Linked DNA regions of Homo sapiens: region 2 is linked to region 1. The links are chromatin loops, found by intact Hi-C in ENCODE. Cell type or tissue: breast epithelium. All regions are shown on one strand. Each heading gives the region's core, and the rest is flanking DNA. Links, peaks and the distances in the headings are about the cores only. Region 1 has its middle 60 kb from the start of DUSP6. Region 2 overlaps POC1B-DUSP6 (POC1B-DUSP6 readthrough).

The links. Peaks named below come from ENCODE experiments on the same cell type or tissue, not always from the same donor. Only the 100,000 strongest peaks of a DNase experiment are listed, where the experiment ranks them.
Region 2: it touches region 1 in a loop (25-fold over the local background); 7 of 110 quality-filtered maps call a loop at or near these places.

What each region holds. Positions count from the first base shown.
Region 1 is chr12:89,287,275-89,297,372 of GRCh38, reverse strand. No RefSeq gene overlaps it. Among named protein-coding and RNA genes, the nearest start is that of DUSP6, 60 kb to the left of the region's middle. In breast epithelium, for the core only: no CTCF peak of the experiment used is centred there; no DNase peak of the experiment used is centred there.
Region 2 is chr12:89,362,422-89,372,519 of GRCh38, reverse strand. All of the region lies in intron 9 of POC1B-DUSP6 (POC1B-DUSP6 readthrough), which reads left to right. Among named protein-coding and RNA genes, the nearest start is that of DUSP6, 15 kb to the right of the region's middle. In breast epithelium, for the core only: no CTCF peak of the experiment used is centred there; a DNase peak (open chromatin) is centred at 3,887; H3K27ac peaks cover 546 bases.

The DNA.
Region 1 (10,098 bases), core at 4,864-7,363:
TAATATCTTAAAGTCACTGTTACTTGAATTCTATTCTCTATGATTTTAAACTTTTTTTTTCTTTTTTGAGACAGAGTCTTGCTCTGTCGCCCAGGATGGAGTGCAGTGGTGTGATCTCAGCTCACTGCAAGCTCCGCCTCCCGGGTTCACGCCATTCTCCTGCCTCAGCCTTCTGTAAACTGTATTTAATTTGTTATTTTATATTGTCTTGTACCTGGTCATATTTTGTTTTATTTAGGACGTTGTACACAATTGTTTGTAGAAATAATTGGAGGCCTAATATGATATTACCTTATTTCAAAGATAATTAATATTTGCTTCTGCCAGGCTTCTGAATATGCTTGCCATCTGGAGATGATGCTAAAGGGAGTTGTAATCCTTAAAAGGCCTGTCGATTTCTGGCTCATCCTTAAGGTGTCATCTTTTGGGGTCCTGATAGAAAGCAATGAAGGTTCACCTGGTTTCTTCTCCTTGGTGGACTCTGGTCCCAGACTTTGTCCTTCTTGCTCTGGCAGATTGTCAAAATCATCCCAGCTCAGTTGCTCAGCTTCACATCCACTTTCTCCAGAATTGGCACAAATCTCCAGAAGAAGTGTAGCCCTGAATGCAACGTTATTCTTTCTGGATTTCTGCCTTTTCCTGGATCTTGGTCCTTCTTCACTACCGTGTTTATTCTTCATTGTCTTCAAGTAGAACTTTTTATGCCTTAGAACTTGTCCTCATTACACTATTACTAGAATAAAAATTTCCCTGTGTTCCTGACTTCTGACTTTTGATTTCTTACTCTCCATTCTCTATACTTTTTGAAGGAGTGACAGTTTTCAAAACTTATTCATACTGCTACTTTTTACACTTGATCTTAGCCAAAAGGCCGAGAAGTGATTCATATTGCTACTTTTTAAAAAGCACTACAAAGTAAGTTGCTTGGATATTTGAAATCCTAGCTACTTAAAGTCAACAAAATGATCAGTGTTTGTTGAAGAGATGAACTGGACATGTTTATGCGTACAAACATACAGCTAGAAAAGCCTAGTGTTGAAGATACATTATTGAAAAATACTGTCACATTTGACTTTCCTGTACCATGAAAAAATTTAATTTCTTTTAATTTCAAAATAGTTATATTAATGTTGATTTTGTTAATTTTTTGGGGGGGGGGGGTACAGAGTCTCGCTCTGTCACCAGGCTGGAGTGCAGTGGCACGATCTTGGCTCACTGCAACCTCTGCCTCCTGGGTTCAAGCGATTCTCCTCCCTCAGCCTCCCGAGTAGCTGGGACTACAGGTGCATGCCACCACAGCCAGCTAATTTTTGTACTTTTAGTAGAGACGGGGTTTCACCATGTGGGCCAGAATGGTCTTGATCTCTTGACCTCGTGATCCGCCCGCTTTGGCCTCCCAAAGTGCTGGGATTACAGGCGTGAGCCACCATGCCTGGCCGACTTTGTTAATTTTAAAAAGGTTATACTATTGTTAGATTGGTACTCCTTAGTAACCTTAAAATAACAGACCATAGCATATTACTGGAATAAAAAGAGCAAACTGATAAAGGGACAAGTTTGGGCTTCATACCTCTTTTGGATTTTTGAAAATAACAGCTGGTGGAGAAAAAAATTTATAAAAATTTTTAACAGTTCTCTTTTAAGATTTTTATCAGAAATAACTATAGACAGGATTTATGCCAAATAGAAAGATATCCTACTAATTGACAGACACATTAAAATTAAAAATAAAAACTAAATAGTGAATATAATTGACTGATTGTCCTCCTAGGACTAGTAATGCATTTTTGTTTTAGTTATAATCAATAGATATGGATGAGGCTCTACCAAATGCCATTCACAGTACAGCAGCCTGAGTACCTTTTAAAACAATGTAATTCAAATCAGTTCTACAATGACTGCCAACTGCATTTAGAAACAAATACCCAATCATCCAATCATTTCGTGACTCTCAAGAACCTACATAACCCATATAATTCAACCCCACTCTCCCTCTTCCCTCCTTCATTGGATGACAGCCCTTTCCGGCTTTCTTTGTATTCCTTCAATATACCAAGATTGTTCCCATTGCACATTTTTGCATTTGTTGATCCATTTGCCTGGAAGTTCTTGTCCCCAGTTTTTCTCTTGACTGACCTTATTTTTGTCATTCAGGTTACAACTTAAGCTACTCAATGAGACCTTATCTCACAAACAGTCTAAATTAACTTCCCCTCATCTCTGCTGCCCCTTGTTCAATCCCATTACATCAACTTATTTAATTTTCTTCATAGCATGGATCTTTATCTGAAATTATGCTATTTATTTGTTTACTTGACTGTACTCTTTCCTCTTTTAGTAAATAGGGATCTATTTTCCAGTGCCTAGTACAGTGCCTGTTACATAGTAGGTCTTGAAAATAATGGTTGATGAACTCTCAAACATGATATCTAAAAGGTTGTGGCAAACTGTATTGCTTAATTTAATATTCTATTGCCTAGATCAGCAAATTTAATGTTAGAGAAAATTCATTGGAGTGAGATTCCCCACAGAGAGATAATTCTGGCCTATAAGGTATTAAATATCTAACTTTAAATGAGGACCAATCTTTGCAACTTGCTTGGAAAAAAATATGAACACAGACACACACACACACACACAAAATTCATATGGAAAATGAGATCATTCATATTCTCTTAAGAAGAAATATTGAGGTAATTCTTTCATAAAAATAGTATCTGAACAGCATTTACCCTCTGTCAAGCACTCAGTATATACATAGATATATATATATACATTTTTTGTTTTTTTGAGATGGAGTGTTGCTCTTGCTGCCCAGGCTGGAGTGCAATGGCACTATCTCAACTCACCGTAACCTCCACCTCCTGGGTTCAAGCAATTCTCCTGCCTCAGCCTCCCAAGTAGCTGGGATTACAGGCATGCACCACCACGCCCAGCTAATTTTGTATTTTTAATAGAGATGGAGTTTCTCCATGTTGGTCAGGCTGGTCTTGAACTCCCGACCTCAGGTGATCCGCCCGCCTCGGCCTCCCAAAGTTTACACGATTACAGGCATGAGCCACCATGCCCGGCCGCACTCAGTATATATTTTAATTAATTTTAAGTAACAACCTTTCTATTTAAATAGGCAAAATACATCCCCTAATTCTTGCCCTCAAATGGCGTACACACATAAACATACTTTTTCAGGATTGGGATGACGGAGAAGAAAAATACTAATACTAAGACTGTAATGAACTTTCCAGTTACCATGGCTACCTTTAATTAAAGTCTATATATGGGAGCCCCTACTCTAGCTAAAAATGTGTAATGATGCTCATCTTGCATAGTATTGGTATTAATAATTAAATCCATTTATGATTTCAGTATTGCAATACAAATCTACCACTGTCTATCTAGTGAGCTGTAGTCTTCACTGTTGTAGGCAAAATTCTAAGACGGCCTCCAAGATTCCTGCCCCTTGGGGTATTTATCTTGTATAACCCTCTACTCTTGCTTATGGGCAGGACTGTGAATATGATGGATTTCACTCTGTGATTAGGTTACGTTATATAGGAAAGGTGAAGAGTTTTTGCAAATGGAATATAGGTCCCATATTAATTGGTTAAGTTGCTTAAAGAAAGGAGATTATTCTGGGTCAGCCTGACAGAATCAGATGGACAGCTCAGCTCTGCATGGAGGAGCCCATGACATGCACATGGCCCAGTTTTGCACCAAACATTTCAGGGACATGGCTAGTACACACATTTCATCATTTTAATTTCACTATAGGTACATGCTATTAGTGAAGTAAATCCTTCCAGAAAAATAAAGAACTTTTTTTTTTTCCCCAAGACAGAGTCTCACTCTGTTGCCCAGGCTGGAGTGCAGTGGCACAATCTCAGCTCACTGCAACCTTCACGTCTTAGGTTCCACTGATTGTACCTCAGTCTCCCAAGTAGCTGGGATTACAGGCACATGCCAGTATGCCCAGCTAATTTTTGTATTTCTAGTACAGAAGTGGCTTTACCCTGTTGGCCAGGCTGGTCTCAAACGTCCTGCAGAGATCCACCCACCTCAGCCTCCCAAAGTGCTGGGATTACAGGCATGAGCCACCACACCCAGCTGAACTTTTTGTAATTTAATAATTCCTTGCTAATTTTGCTCTTCTTCATTATATTTTTGAATGTAATATTACTTCCAAACAGTTCCTTCAGTTCTTTGTATCAGTCATAATCTGTCAGTGTCCTTCACACACAGCAAAGCCTTAATAAACCTTATGTGACAAGAACAATATGACATGGCTTCACAGACCCAGTGCCTGCAAAATTGTACAGTAGGCCACAATTAATTATGCTGAAGATAATTGTGAATATTTTTGGACTGGTAAATGTTTGGAAAGGCAAGATTCTTGAAACTGTCAAGCTGATATATTCACATATTTGTGCAAGAGACAGCAGGAGGCGGATACAGTGCTAGCCATTAGGATGTGTTATGTTTAAAAGGAACATTAATTCTATTGTTTTTGGTTTAAAAGCAAACTATATCCACATTGCATGCTGCGATTCCATCCAATGCTCCACAACACCCGCTTTCATTAAGTACTTTATTAACTTCTATTCATCCCTTTCTCAAGCCATGGGCTCACTCCACAGCCTTCTCCCAGTTGTTCCTTTCTTTAAGAAGGGGCTCATTTCCCTTCGTTATGAGTGTTTTCTTTGTTGGTTCCTAATTATTTTACTGCATTAGTCTAAGCTGTTAGCAAAGTAGCTCTAAGAACAGACTTAATGAGAGTGACAGATTTTGACTTTCATATAAAATTATAAACCTGTGTCCATGGAAACAGAAGGAAAAGCAAAACCTGAGATTCCCTTCCTTTTTATCTCGCTGTGTGGCACAATGAAAAATAACCACAGTGACAACAGCAGAATTACTTGTTGCAGCAAATCCAATATTACAAGTGTTGGGAAGGCACAGTCCTACGACCTATGGATTTTTGTCGAATACTAGAGGGGCAAATTCAAACATGTTTCAGATACTATAAATCTCAGTATGTGATTCTAATCTATTATAACCTGAAAGCATTAGAATGTTAGATTGTAATAAATATTTGTTTGGATACAATTACTATACCATCACCTTGGGTTAAGGCTTTAACATACGAATTTTGCAGAGGACACAAACATTCAGTCCGTAACAACTTTCTGGTTTATTTTTTTGTATACAGTTGTAATGGCCATGAAAATTTGCCATTGACATTCTCAAGCGAACTGCTGTGGGGAGCAGAGCTGACCGAGAGTCTCAGCCACCCTTCCTTAGAATTCAGACTTTTGATGGCTGTCCCCAGCCAATAGCTGCATATTGGTGGGATCTGAGGCTTTACAACAAATTTTGGCCCAGCAACTCCTTGTCCATCTGGCTGAAAGTTTCATAGCACTGCCCTGCAGACTGAGACACTTCCTCTCCAATTCTCTTTTTTGTCCCCTTCTTTCCACAGCAGTCACACATACATCTTACACTTGGGCCTCTCCCTGGCTACTCCTGATCCCTCTTCTTTCTCCTTCTTCAGCATTTCCCCCAGCAGATATCTTGCATATCTAATCACCTGTTTTTTTTTCCTTCGTTACACGGATATGTTGTGTGGTGGTAGCATTTGTGCATCCAGTGTACCCATCATCCAAATAGTGAACATTGTACCCAATGAGTAATTTTTAAGCCCTCACCCCCCTTTTGGAGTCCCCAGTGTCTGTTATATCCCTCAGCATGTCCATAATCACATCTTGAGGACTGCTTCTCAGAGAATCTCAACTGGCACAACTGCCTTTTTCCAAAAAAAAAAAAAAAAAAAAAGTAAAATAATTTACACGGAAGCCAGTAATGTATCAAGCCATTTAAAATAGGCACTGAAAATTAGGAAATGGGAAAATAAAGAATGCAGAATTGAGCCCAAAGAGGGCTGATTAATTTGCAGAATGAATATCATGTATGGGTCACATATCTGGCTCTAAGAATAAAATGTATCTGCCAAAGGAAAGTGAAAACATATGAATAAGATGGTTTCTGTTTTTGCAGTTTAGAATAATAAGTAATAACCTAAGGACCAGAAGATATTGGGAAATGAAAAATCTCTTACCTCCAAAGCAATTTTGACATGTTTTGATTATCTGTGTTAGTGTCTTATAGGAGTGGTATGGATATAGTCAGCTCATAATAATTTTTAAAAAATCAATTTCATTTTGCTTTGGGTACAATATGTATAACCTATATTGTATTAATACGTAATATATTTTATAGCAAATTTTCCTTTAAAATATTTTTCTTAGGTTAATATTATTATAACATTAGTTGGTTTATACCCTAAATTTTAGGGTGGATAACAGTAATAGAAAGAGATTCATTCTGGAATTAAAATATGGATCATTAACAGTATAAGCCTTTATATATATATATATATATATATATATATATATATATATTTATTTATTTATTTATTTTTTTTAAGATGGAGTCTCGCTCTGTCACCAGGTTGGAGTACAGTGGCACCATCTCAGCTCACTGCAACCTCTGCCTCCCAGGTTCAAGCAATTCTTCTGCCTCAGTCTCCTGAGTAGCTGGAACTACAGGCACATGCTGCCACACCCGGCTAATTTTTTTTTTTTTTTGTATTTTAGTAGAGACGGGGTTTCACCATGTTGCCAGGCTGGTCTCGAACTCCTGAGCTCAGGCAATCCACCCGCCTTGGCCTCCCAAAGTGCTAGGATTGCCGGCGTGAGCCACTGCGCCCTGGCTGCTTTATAATATTAATTAATCAGAAGTATATTGCCAGGTGCAGTGGGTCATGCCTGTAATCTCAGCACTTTGGGAAGCTGAGACGGGTGGATTACTTGAAGTCAGGAGTTTGAGATCAGCCTGGCCAACAAGCTGAAACCCCATTCCTACTAAAAATACAAAAATTAGCTGGGTGTGGTGGCGGGCGCCAGTAATTCCAGCTACTCAGGCGGCTGAGGCAGGAGAATCGCTTGAACCCGGGAGGTGGAGGTTGCAGTGAGTGGAGATTATGGCACTACACTCCAGCCCTGGCAACAGAGTGAGACTCTCTCAAAAAAGAAAAAAATAAATAAAAGTATGTAGTATGTTGTTTGCTTGCAGGCCCGTTGTGTTCTCATAGTCAAAGTGGTTTGTGTCATCTCAATCCAATCTCAGACTAAAATCTCTATCTGAATAATACTAAAGTACATTCAACAGTCATAAAAATATGTTACACATTTATTTTACTCATATACAATATTATATTCCACTCCGATGACTACCTTTTTATGTCATTTCTTGTGGAAAAGTAACTTTCTGCCAGAAAAGAATCTGGTGTTGGAGTAGACACTAAGTTGAGCCTAAGTCAACTGCAGTTTTATTGAAAAAGGCCAAACATGACACAGGGATATATTACCATTCTTGCAGAACTCTGTATGGATAAAACAGCAGTATAATGCTGATGTACTGCAGAGGCTGATTCATGGTGGTTAAATGCAGAACTCTGCAGTTAATAAATGTTAGCAATCATCATATCACCATCCTAACTGTTTTCTATCAACCATTATCTTTTCTTTTCTTTTCTGTTTCTTTTTCTTTTTTTTTTTTTTTTTTTGAGATGGAGTCTTGCTCTGTCACCCAGGCTGGAGTGCAGTGGCACGATCTTGGCTCACTGCAAGCTCTGCCTCCTGGTCAACCACTATCTTTTAAACCTTTTGTAGGGGAACATAATTCAGGAAGTTTGAGCCAATCACTTTGAGGGAGAAGGCAATCAAATTCAATTTACAGTTATTACTGTTGTCCCTCCAATACTTATTAAATTTAGTAGAGCTTTGATGGCTGCTTTCTTTTTCTTATCTCCATTTAAAAATTATTAGCTCATTATTGTATATAATCTTTACTTTTTAGCACCAAACACTGTTTGAAGTCTGAATTGGGAAGTCTACTGATATTATGTGATGACTTGAATTAGTCAGATTTGGTGCTAGTCAGATCATTTTGATAATAGGTCAAATTCTCAGCTGTACAATTTAGAGAGAATCTAGGAGTAATTCAGGAGAAAAGCAAAGTTCACTAAAGTGTTAATATGGCTTTAAAAATTCAGGGTATAATTTACATACTGTGATGATTAATTTATGTCAACTTCACTGGGTTAAGCAATACCTGGATCACTTGTAAAACATTGTTTCTGAGTGTGTATGTGGGGGTGTTTCTGGAAGAGATGAATATTTGAATGAGTGGACTGAATAAAGCAGATGGCCTTTGCCAATGCAGGTGAGCATCATAAAATCTGTTGAGAGCCTGAAAGCAACAAAATAGTGAAGAAAGGGTGAATTTACTCTCATTTGGAGCTCAAACATCCATCTTCTGTCCTTGGACATTGGAGATCCTGGTTTTCAGGCCTTTGGGCTCTGGGACTTATACCATTCCCCACCCATCGCCTATTGGCTTTCCTGATTCTCCAGCTTGCAAATGGCAGTTTGGGGACTTTTGACCTCCATAATCGTAGGAGCAAATTCCCATAGTAAATCTTAATACGTGTGTGTGTGTGTGTGTGTGTGTGTGTGTGTATGTGTATGTATCCTATGTGAATGATAATATATATGTATATACCTTATTGGTTCTCTTTCTCTGGAGAATCCTGACAAACACACATACATTAATATGAATAGATCTTAAGTTGTATGAATTTTAGAGCATGAACACACTCAGGTAATCAATATCCAGTTTAAGAGATACTGCATTATCAGGAACCCAGAAACCTCCTTCATGCTCTGTCCCAGCCATTAAGTTCTCCCCCAGAAGTTACCAATACTCTTTTTATCATCAGACTATTTTTGTGAGTTTTTGAAGCTATTCTTTCTATAGTGCTCTTTTTTGTAATGGTTTCTCTCATTCAACATTATAGTTGTAGGCCGGGCTTGGTGGCTCACACCTGTAATCCCAGCACTTTGGGAGGCAGAGGCGGGCGGATCATGAGGTCAGGAGATTGAGACCATCCTGGCTAACACGGTGAAACCCCGTCTCTACTAAAAATATAAAAAATTAGCCGGGCGTGGTAGCAGGCACCTGTAGTCCCAGCTACTCAGGAGGCTGAGGCAGGAGAATGGCGTGAACCCGGGAGGCGGAGCTTGCAGTGAGCCGAGATCGTGCCACTGCACTCCAGCCTGGGCAACAGAGCGAGACTCCGTGTCAAACAAAACAAAATAAAACAAAAAACATTATAGTTGTAGTTGTGAGAGTCATCCCTGTGATGTGCAACAGCAATTTCATGTGTAGCAGTAATTTCCCTTATTTTAATTTTTATAGAGTATTCATTATATGATGTATTTATCCCTTCTACTGACAGACAATTGGGCTGTTTCCAGGTTTTGATTATTATGAATAATGCTGCTACAAGCATTCTTCTACATGTTTCTTGTGCATGTATGTGTGCACTTGTGTTGAGTGTCTATATGAGCAGAATTCTGTGTCATGGAGTGTGTGTGTGTGTGTGTGTATATATATATATATATTTGGCTTTAATAGATACAGCTAGAGAAGTTTCCAAAGTAGTTGTACCAACTTGCATGACAACCAGAAGTGTATGGACATTCTGGTTACTCTATATGCTTGTAAACGTTTGATGTTACTTCTTACCCTTTGCTCAGATTCAGCACATACCTTGTTATCATCTAACATATTCATAAAGGCAGATGAAGGAGGCAATCAAATTCAATCTACAGCCATTACAGAGAGTGTGGAGATAGAAAAGATGGAAAATAAATATTAAAAAGTTTAGGAAGAGAAGAAGATAAAAAATGAAGCATAGGAAAGAAGGAAAAGATTGAGTTAAGGAGAGAGTTCTGCATTTTTATCACTCGTGAAGAAGCAAAGTAAAATTCAATCCCTTTGAAAGAAAATTTCTTCCACCTGATTTGAAACTTTGATTTCTTGAGGTATAAAGATGGGATGAAGGGGCAAAGGTAAGTAAAATAAAAACAGTAAGAAAATATAGAAGAAAATTAATAGGGCTTCTCCAAGTAAGACCTAAATGTTATTGGAAGAGTCTATAAAACAAGTAGTAAGTTAGCATTAAGTATTTTGTAGTCT
Region 2 (10,098 bases), core at 2,931-5,430, 77 kb before region 1:
CTTCTCCTGCTTTAGTTCAGGTCTCTCTCCCTGCCTAGTCTTCAACCTTCTTGCCCAAAAAGCCTCAGCATCTCTTGAGCCCAGCATAGTGTCAGTATAGAATAGGACCTTGATAAATGTTTTATGATAAATAAATGAATGAAGTGACTGCGTGAACAAATGCTTAAGTGAAAATCATTTATTGAAAATTAATTTACTAAATGAAAATCCAGCAATCAATAAACAGGTTAATCAATATCATAGATTGAACATGGAATACAAAATAGCAACAGTAGCTAACATGTATCTATCACTAACTGTCCCAGGCCCTGTGCTCAGTCCTTTACATAGATTATCTTCTTTCATCTTCATAACCCAAGATATGAGTGCTATTTTAACACCCATTTTACAGATGAGACAATACAGGCAACATATTAGAATCTTTAAGAACTCTGTCTGATCTACTTAGCAATAAGATCCCTCACTTCTGGGGCCCTTCACTTGCCTCAAGGGATATAGTGGCTGTTAAGGGGTGGGGATAAGGATGCGATCAGACTTTGCTTATGTCTCATTCAATCTTATTGCCAGGTCCCATGCAATATTTGCCTTTCCCCTCCTGATGGGAGAGACCATACTAGAATGGGCCAGAGGCCTCTTCATTCTCCTGAGAGCTCTTTACCCTGCTAGCTTCAGGGTGTGAGATGCGGTACAAACTGAAGTGAAATTATAAGGAGTATTTGTAATCACCTGATATTTGCCTATCTATCTACCTCTTTCCAAAGACCACATGAAGTACTTCACGTATATTATCTTCTACTCCTCACTCCACCCTGTGAGGTAGTGTCTTTATCCCCTAAGCCCAGAGGTTTAGCAACTTGCCTAATGTACCAGAAGCTGGAAGCAGAGTCAGGATTTGAACTGAGTCCCATCCAACTCCAGTTTGATGCAATTCAACAAATACCCACCAAGCACCTCCTCATGGACATGGGGACATGGCCATAATCACCTTCACTGGCTATTGTTCAGGATCTCCTTTAAAAGCATGATTTTAGTGGCAGCTTTTTGGTCTGTTATTGGGAAAACGTCACAAAGATCCCATTCATTGGTGTAAAACCTTTGGCATCACTTAGCGACAGACACTGTCTGTGATGCTGGATAAGATGCACAGAGGCTCCAGTTGGAAAATCCAGAATCCTCCTGACTTCTGCTGTTCTCTGTCTTTCTTTCTCTTTAGCAACTCATATGCTCATGTTTACCTGTGGCCATTTTTGTTGACCTGTTCATGAAGGATGATAACCTGTGAAATGATGCACCAGCAGGAGAGAGACGGGCCCAGGGTCCGCACCCTGTGCTGTTTGCTTTGTGAAATTCCAGACTGTTTAATCTGCTCTATCTCATCCTAATAACTCCAGATTCCACTTTTCTTAATGACTTTCCCCTCCTTAAGTGCTTACAGAGTTATCTTTGAAGAAGGAGAAAAAGAATAGATGAATCATTTGCAGGAAACGGGGGGAGAGACATGTGGTTGGAATGGCAGATGGCTGAGCATGTGGGCACATAGCTGTCTCTGTTGTTCCTTCCACCACCCTGTGGGAACGAGTCCTTTGGAAGTGTACATTCATTCCAAGGTGGGGGCTGTGCCCACTTTCAGGTACTAACACGTAAATCCACATCCGCTCGGAGTCATCTTAGACATCCAAACTCCAGGCTCAAACCCAGACTGGACTATTTATTATCTCCTTGAAGTTTTGGCATTAGACCTTCTAAAGATAAAGTGATAAACTACTTTCAATTAGTGACAACAGAATTTCTTGTGCTGTCTCCTTTCTCCTGCAGGATATGAAGTATGTGAATATTCTTCATGTGCCACAGTGCAAGTTGCCTGACCTCCTAAGGGCCTAGCAAATGCCTAGAGGGAAGAGGGAGGAGGGAGAATGTACATTCAGATAAAAATACGGGTTAAGCAGGAAAACATTGATTGTTCTTGCTGGGGCTTTTTGTGGCGAGGGCGTGGAAAGGACATAAAGATACTACAACCTCAGGGACAAGTGCTCATGTATAGTTCCTCAAAGTTAACTTCCTGCTCAATGTATGGAGATGACACTAATTCTGGTCATTTCACTTAAATAACTGAAGTGAGTTTCTAGAATCCAAGAGTACATAAAGTTTGAAAGACTATGACTTTTCCAGAAGGCTTCATTTAGCCCTTCTGTTACTTCTATGCAAATTTCCAAATGTCATCTGGATGTATACGCTAGGATAACCATTTGTTATTATTTTATTTTTAGATATATGACGCTTGTTTTATCAAGAGTCTCTTTCATTGATTTTTTTGTTTCCACTTCCATCACCACCATCTGCGCCCCCTCCCTTAGACCTATACCACAGCACATTAATGTGCAGAAAAATTAGAATTTGTCATATTTTCTCCACCAGCAGCCAGGGCAGCTGCAGGTGAAGGCGGGACGGAGCCCACCTGTCTTTGCTACCTGAACGCACCACCCTCTGGCCTCGGGGGGCTCCAGTGTGCCATGCCCAGCCGAAACACAGAGCTGCCCAGGCCTTCTGGAAGCTTCTGGTCTGAGGGAGGTGTCTCCGAGGATCCTTTTGCCTGCTGACTTCAATGATCCTGTATTAAGCTGTCAACTTTAACAGTCTGCACAGTTTCCAAAGCTTTACTACTCTTAGAGGACACATGCCTTAAAAAAGGAGGGGAGGAACCACGCTGCCACTAAAGCAGCCTGAAGTGCCTTAACTTGTGGAACCAACACTAATCAACCCTAAGTGCGCTACTGAAGGGAACTGCCTTCCCCGCTTCTGGGGGAGACTTACAGAGCGTGGAAGGAGGGCATTCTCTGTCAATGATGCACTAACCTCCCAATCTGATTTCCCTGAATCAGAGGGAAGGTGAGGGAGTGGGGAGGGGGATAGAGAGCTTGAGGGGACACTGTGTTTGAGCTGGAGTGCTGCGGGCAGCCTTTCTCATGGAATGACATGGATCAACTTTTTTCTTTGTTTCATCTTTTAAGTGTACGTGCTTGCCTGTTCATGTGTTCATAAACTCAATCAATCATAGTTTCCTGAGCAATAAAAAGCAAAGGGAAAAAGGAAAAAAACAAACAAAAAAAAGAATTTGTCATATTTTCCTTAGTGCAATAGGTGTTTTGGTAAAATATGCATCTGGAAATTGAGATTCGTGTTTTAGCACATATTATTATACATCACTTGGAAACAAAGCCTTGTGGTTAAGAGCATTTTTTATTAATGAACACTCGTTAAAAATCAGCTTTAATAATAAACATCATCTGGTTAAGCATAAGGTCAGTCCAGAAATGGATCTGAGTAATCATGAAAATATTTCAGTAATCATAAATCTTAATAATAGAATTTCCACCTCCATACCTATTATGATTCGGTGACTCTTTTACTGAAAGTCATTCATATCTCCACAAAAACACCAATTCATGGATTTGCTAAAAGACTTGAAAATTATTCTTTATAATTTTAAGTCATGACTATACTAGAACAATTTTTGTGTCTCTCAAGATTCTTCACCTGACCCCCAAGCCTTAGCCTCTTCCTGAATGGACATCCGTGGGCCTGCTGTCTCAGCCTCCTGCGGAAGAAGCTGGGGCTTTGGGAAGATCACATCTCACCTGTTGCAACAGGAACCTCAGTGGCTACAGACATGGGTCTCACCTGATGGGACTCTGTACCTCATACCTTAATGGCTGCTCTCCTCCCACCTCTTCCAGGCAGTTTAGTGGGATGTGGAATCTGGCTTACCCAACGGCTCCCTTAAATCAGAGTTAAATTTTGAATCAAGGGACTAGAGGTCAAGAAGATAAATTCCTCTTTCTCCCCCCATTGCTCCTCCCACTGCCCTCCCCACCTGATGGACTGTTTCAAGGTGACATGCAGGACCCAGCAACAGGCTTTGTTCTTTGTGAAGTTATGTCCAGCTCCTTAACACACCGTCTAGTATTTGCATTCCTTCCTTTCCTGCCTCACCTTTTTCTCATTCCCTTTTATAGCCCTGAAATTGCACCACCCAACATAGACTTAGCAAGTAATCTTTGCCTCAGGTTTTATGTTCTAGAGAATTTGGCAAAGACGATGAGTTAAAAAAAAAATCTCGTTATATCTTCAATTTGGCCTACAAATTTGGCCTTGAATCTATTTTCTTCTAAATAAGAAGGAAGAATGGAGTTCCATAATTCCCCTTAAGATTAACAAGAGTTGCTCCAATGAAGTATGTATGGGTTGAGAATATGTTCTCTAAACCTCATTTAACTTTCTTGTGAGTTTAATCTCACCACAATATGATTGGATGCTAGAAGTTATTTTTCTGGATTGGTTGCTTCTGCCCAGTTTGATATGGTAGCTTTTCCTATATACATCCAACCTACAGGTATTTGCATACCTACTTCCTGATCTCCATCTTGTTATTGTTGTTGCTATCCTCTGTCATCTTTGAGTCCTTACCACCCATTTTATTTTCAGTGAATTCCAGATATATACCTGAGATAAAGCCAGTTCAAATAAATATTCAAAATCCCTTTGATTCAGGATATTCTGTTTTGTGTAAAATATGTATCACTTAATCAGCTGCTAAAGAATATCAGCTGCCAAAAGCAATATGATATTTGGGGATTGCAAACAGACACTTTTAAACTATCCCCATTCTGAAAAAGAAAGAAGCAAGGGACTTTTACGCTTTTTTATTTAATGGGCAAGATAATAAGATAATTCCTCCTCCTCCTTCTAGTCCTCCTCCTCCTCCCCCTCTGCCTCTTCCTTCTCTTCTTCTCCTTCTCCTCCTCCTCCTCCTCCTCCTCCTTCTCATCCTCCTCCTCCTCCTCCTCTCCCTTCTTCTTCTTCTTTAAGAGACAGGGTTGGCTGGGTATGGTGGCTCATGCCTGTAATCCCAGCACTTTGGTAGGCCGAGGCAGGTGGATCAATTGAGGTCAGGTTTTCGAGACCAGCCTGGCCACTATGGTGAAACACTGTCTCCATTAAAAAAATATATATATATTAGCCAGGCGTGCTACTCGGGAGGTTGAGGTAGGAGAATCACTTGAAACTAGGAGGCAGAGGTTGCAGTGATCCAAGATTTCGCCACTGCCCTCCAGCCTGGGTGACAGAGTGAGACCCTGTCTCAAAAAAAAAAGGGTCTCGCTCTGTCTCCCAGGCTAGAGTGCAGTGACCTGATAATAGCTCACTGTAACCTCAAACTCCTGGGCTCAAGTGATCCTCCCACTTCAGCCTCTTGAGTAGCTAGGAATACAGGTGCCTGCAACACCTGGCTAATTTTTTTAGTTTTATTTTTGTAGAGATGGGGTCTCACTATGTTGCCCAGGCTGGTCTTGAACTCTGGGTGTCAAGTGATCCTCCCACCTTGGCCTCCCAAAGCACTGGGATTACAGGTGTGAGCCACTACACCTAGCCCAGGCAAGATAGCATCTTCCTATGGAGGGGTTGGGATAAGGATAAAGGCTTTTGAATATTTAATAGTATCACTCTCTCTCCTCTGCTCATGCAGAAGGCAGGGAATGTGGTGCTAGATGAGTATATTAACGCTGCTATTTAATGAGTTAAAATTTATCAGAGAGTTTGTATAAATAATCTATTGCTAAAACAGAGCTTCAGACAAGCAACTCTCCTGGGGTTCAAATAAAACAAATAAAACCCAGGACTCTTTGACCCTGACTGGGCCTAAGGAGTGAGGACAGTTCCCATTAAAATTTGAGATTAAAACTAGTTGAGAAGGAAAAGTCAGGCATCAATGAATTATGTTTCAAACTGTGCGTTAGGATTATTAAGTGGCTCCACTTTTTTTTTATTTGGACTAATGATTGACAAATGGTATTTGAGTTCAGAGGCTAAAATGAACTTAACATTATGGTTGCAAAATAAGGTATAAAAATAAAATAGGATCAACAATCTACTCAAAAAATGAGTAAAGGATATGAATAGACAGTTCACAGAAAAAAATTCAAACAGCCTTTAAACATACAAAAACACGCTCAAATTGACTCTTAAGAGAAAGGCAAATTAAAGTTACCATGAGATACCAATATTCATCTCTCAGAGTGGCAAAGGTTTGAGAACACATTGTGTCAGCTAAAGTATGGGGAAATACATTACTGGTGGGAATGCAAATTAGTGCGATCTCTGAAGGGGGCATTTGGGCAATAATTATCAAAATTATAAACTCATATACTCTGACCAAACAATTCCATATTTAAGAATTTACCCTACAGATATATTCACCACAAGGTGGATGAGTGTATAAAACATAATCATTGCAGTCATTGCTTGCAATAGCAAAAAGATTACGAACAACCTCAATATCTATCGATAGGATGGCTGACTAAATAAATTATGCTATGTCCATGCAATAGAATACTATGTAGTCATTAAAAACGAGTCTGCTACAATTGCATACCAATAACACCAATAATAAATGCATATCCTTGTACATGCATAGACTCCCCCTGAGAAGATACACAAAATGCTAGTCAAAAGTGGTTGGTGCCAGGGAGAGGAACTGGGTGGCCAGGAGAGACTGACTTACTGTATGCCATATCCTTCCTTTTATATTTTGTTCCATTCACAAATATCACCTGTCCAAAAATAAATCAACAATGGCTTATTTTTAAGAGAAAAAAAGTACAATATGTGCAGACATTTTAAAAGAGGCTTTCATCTAATTTGTAAGTAAACTATGCTGTGTAGTTCCAAGTCACTTGGCAACAGCACAGACTTTTAAAAATGTATGCAAATAAGTCAACTTTAAAGACTAAATCAGAAATTAGAATTATCAAATGGCTGCCCACATTACTTTATTAATAAATGAATAAATCTTCATTCATTTCCCTTTATAACTGACACTTTCTTGTCAGCATAGCCATGGTTTGTTTCTAGTTGTTTTCCTTGAGCTCTTTGCAGTAAAGGAATCTAACAAGTAAATGAAAGAGTGCATGCAAAAGCAGGCTGTGATGTTGTGAGATTTAAACTGTCCTTAAAATAAGAACTAATTTGTGTAAGGATTTAAAGGCTATTCTTCTGTACTTTGTAGTCTCCTAATTGCTTTGTGACAAATTTTGCCAGTAAGTTTTCCAAGAAATGCATGTTAAGAGTGAACAAATGAATCAGAATAATTTACTGTACTAGAGAAAACATTTCCATTTGAAAGAGCTAATCATTCATTACTTACGTAAATGTACTTTAGAAAGGAGCATAAATTATCTTCTCCTTACGTATTCCTGATAGGTCTCCTTATTATATCACTCAATAACCATTTGATTTTCATATATAAAATGAAGTACTTTGGGTTTCCTCATTGTAAGTTCAAATCACCCCATTCCAGTTGGAAGGACTCCATCAGTCATTGAACACGACCATCCTTTTGAATCTTGAAAGTTGATACTGTTCTAAAAAAGCACTGAATGCTACCCTCCTAACTTCTTCATTAGGTCACAGTCCTATCTGTTAGCTTCTTGAGGGCAGTGTCTCTTCATTATTTATCTTTTTATCCCTTGGAATATCTTATACCAACTCAGCAAATATAGAGAGCACAGATTTTTTTTCAAAGGTAGAAGACACAGTCATTTTGGCAAAACTTAAAGCAGTTTATGTCTGTCACACACCCTGCGGTAGATATCAATGATGCTTTTCCAAAAACAAGAAAGAATTCTGATGTGGTCCAGGGTGCTGAAATGGAGACCTAGTATGGGAAGGGGCCCAGCAGCAGATGGAAAAGGTATGACTACGTGCCTCTTGCTACAAGGGCAGACTCCAAACCCCAAAGGGCAAAACACAGCTTGAAAGCATGTAGATGATGGTATAACTCCTTCAAATATGGCCCTCCCCAGCCCCATTTCAGCAATAGGAATAATAAGAATATCATTCCTTACACTTTTGTTTGTAATGGAAAACAATGGGAAAATGGGCCTTTCTTTACAAAATCTCATATTATAGAACACTGTTTGTAACCAAATAGGCTGCAATGGCATTCTCATCCTGAAGGCAATGGGCCCTTAGATTGGAAATGCCACTTCCTGGGTGGTGAGTACTTGGAATTTCTGCAGAAGCTTCCCTCCAAAGAGTATTTCTGATGCTCTTACTCAACTTTCAACTTTTCTATAGGTTTGAAATTTTTATAATGGACTGTTAGTGAGGAAAGGCAGTGTCCCTCCCCTCACTACTCCAGAGTAATTACTGCCACTGGCATTTGGAATAACATTTCCCCCTCTTTCGTGGCTACAATTGCAAGCATCTCTCAGTATCTCCCTGTGTGAGGTGAGATAAGTATTCTGTCATCTTCTATTAATAGGGAGAAATTCTGAGTCACAAGAGGGCTAAGTGATTTTTCTAGCTGCAGAAATAGGAGGAATAAAACTAAGCAGGTTGATGAATACATTATTTTAGGAAGAGGATGATCGTGGTGGTACTGCATCCTTTTTCTGGACAATTGCAATCGCTTCCTAATTGGTTTTCCTGCCCCCAGTTTCTCTCTCCCTTCCAGTCTACTCGCCCCCTTTGTTACAGAATTATATCCTGAAATCATGTCACACCCCTGTATAAATATCTATGATGACTTCACCTAAAGAAAAATTCAAAACTTCTTACCATGACATCCAAAGCCCATTTCCATCTGGCACTACACTACCTTTCCTGTATTCTCTGCCAATCTTTGCCTTCCATACCATTCACCTGCACTGCACTGGTCACACATGTCCATCCCTCCAAACCTTAGCTCATGTCATCTTTCTGTCTTGCCCAGAGTGTGTGTGGTTCTTCTCCTATCCCACTGGATGGGGACAGTGAGAAATCTGCTCCCTGGGGAATCTAACTCAGATGCTGCCTCCCCTGGGACACTTCCCAGCACCCCACCTCTACCTTCCACCTCCCACCCTAAGGTAGATGAACCATTTCCTCCTCTTGTTCCCATAGCACTTCCTTTCTACTGCAATGACCACATTTATTACATTACATTCTAGCTACCTGGGCACATGTCTAACCTCCCCAGTTAGACTTATATTTTTTTGTGACAGCAGGGCCTGAATCTCACTCATTTTCATAAGCCCCAGCAGTCATTTCAGTTTTAGACACACAACGGGTGTTCAATAAACACACGATGCTGCCACCAAGATACCTTCTTCTGTTCTTTGTAATCTCCCAACGCTTTGTGACAGGTTTCACCAGTAAATAACTCATCAGAGTGCATACCAGTTCAAGAGTTGCATTTACAAGGGCAAGCAGATTAGTTATGCCTGACACAGCATTTTCCTGTTACGAAGTTCTGATGCTTGTGTCTAAAGAATACTATTTGACTCATCTTTCCAGTTACTTCAAGAACATTTCTACAATTGCTGAACAGAGTGGATGAGTGAGGAATCTGACTATCTGGGATGTCACTGGAAGCTTCTCAAAGTTTGGTCCACCTGTATAAGCCACTGCTGGCTGCTGGACTACAATATAGTTGCCTGAGCCCATCCCTAGATCTTCCGAATCAGAGTCCCTGTCGGGTAGGCCAGGATATGGACTGAGAGCAAGTACCTCCAGGTGTTTCTAAACATTTCATTTCTAGACCTACTGGTCTGGGTGGGAAGCTCTTGGGCTCACTGGAAACCTCTGCCTAGGCAAGGGACTGTTAGGGGATGATTGTTGTGAATGCTTCTAAACCAGTTGTTAGTCCAGGCCACATATCAGAATTCTCTGGGCAGCTTTTGGAAAATATCAATGCCAAGATCCACCTTACATCAATTAAATCAGAATTACTGGTTATGGGACTTGGGCACCTATATTTTTTTAAAAAGCTTTCCTTTTAAGCCAGTTTGTCTATAGAGTACTTGTCAGATTCTTTTGATCAAAATCAGGGGTTAGTAGTTAGAGGCTCCAGATTTAGGTTACATTCCACACCACACTTCATCTCACTCTCACTATAAATGTAAATTTCACAGCAAATTTAACTAGATTAAAAATCATGCTTTAGCAGTAGGTACAGTTATACACACTGGGAAAAAGTCCTTCTCTCTGCCATAAGTACTCTAATTAACAGCACATTGCATGAAAGGGCCACACTGAAGTCAGCAATGTTCTAAAGGTGAACCT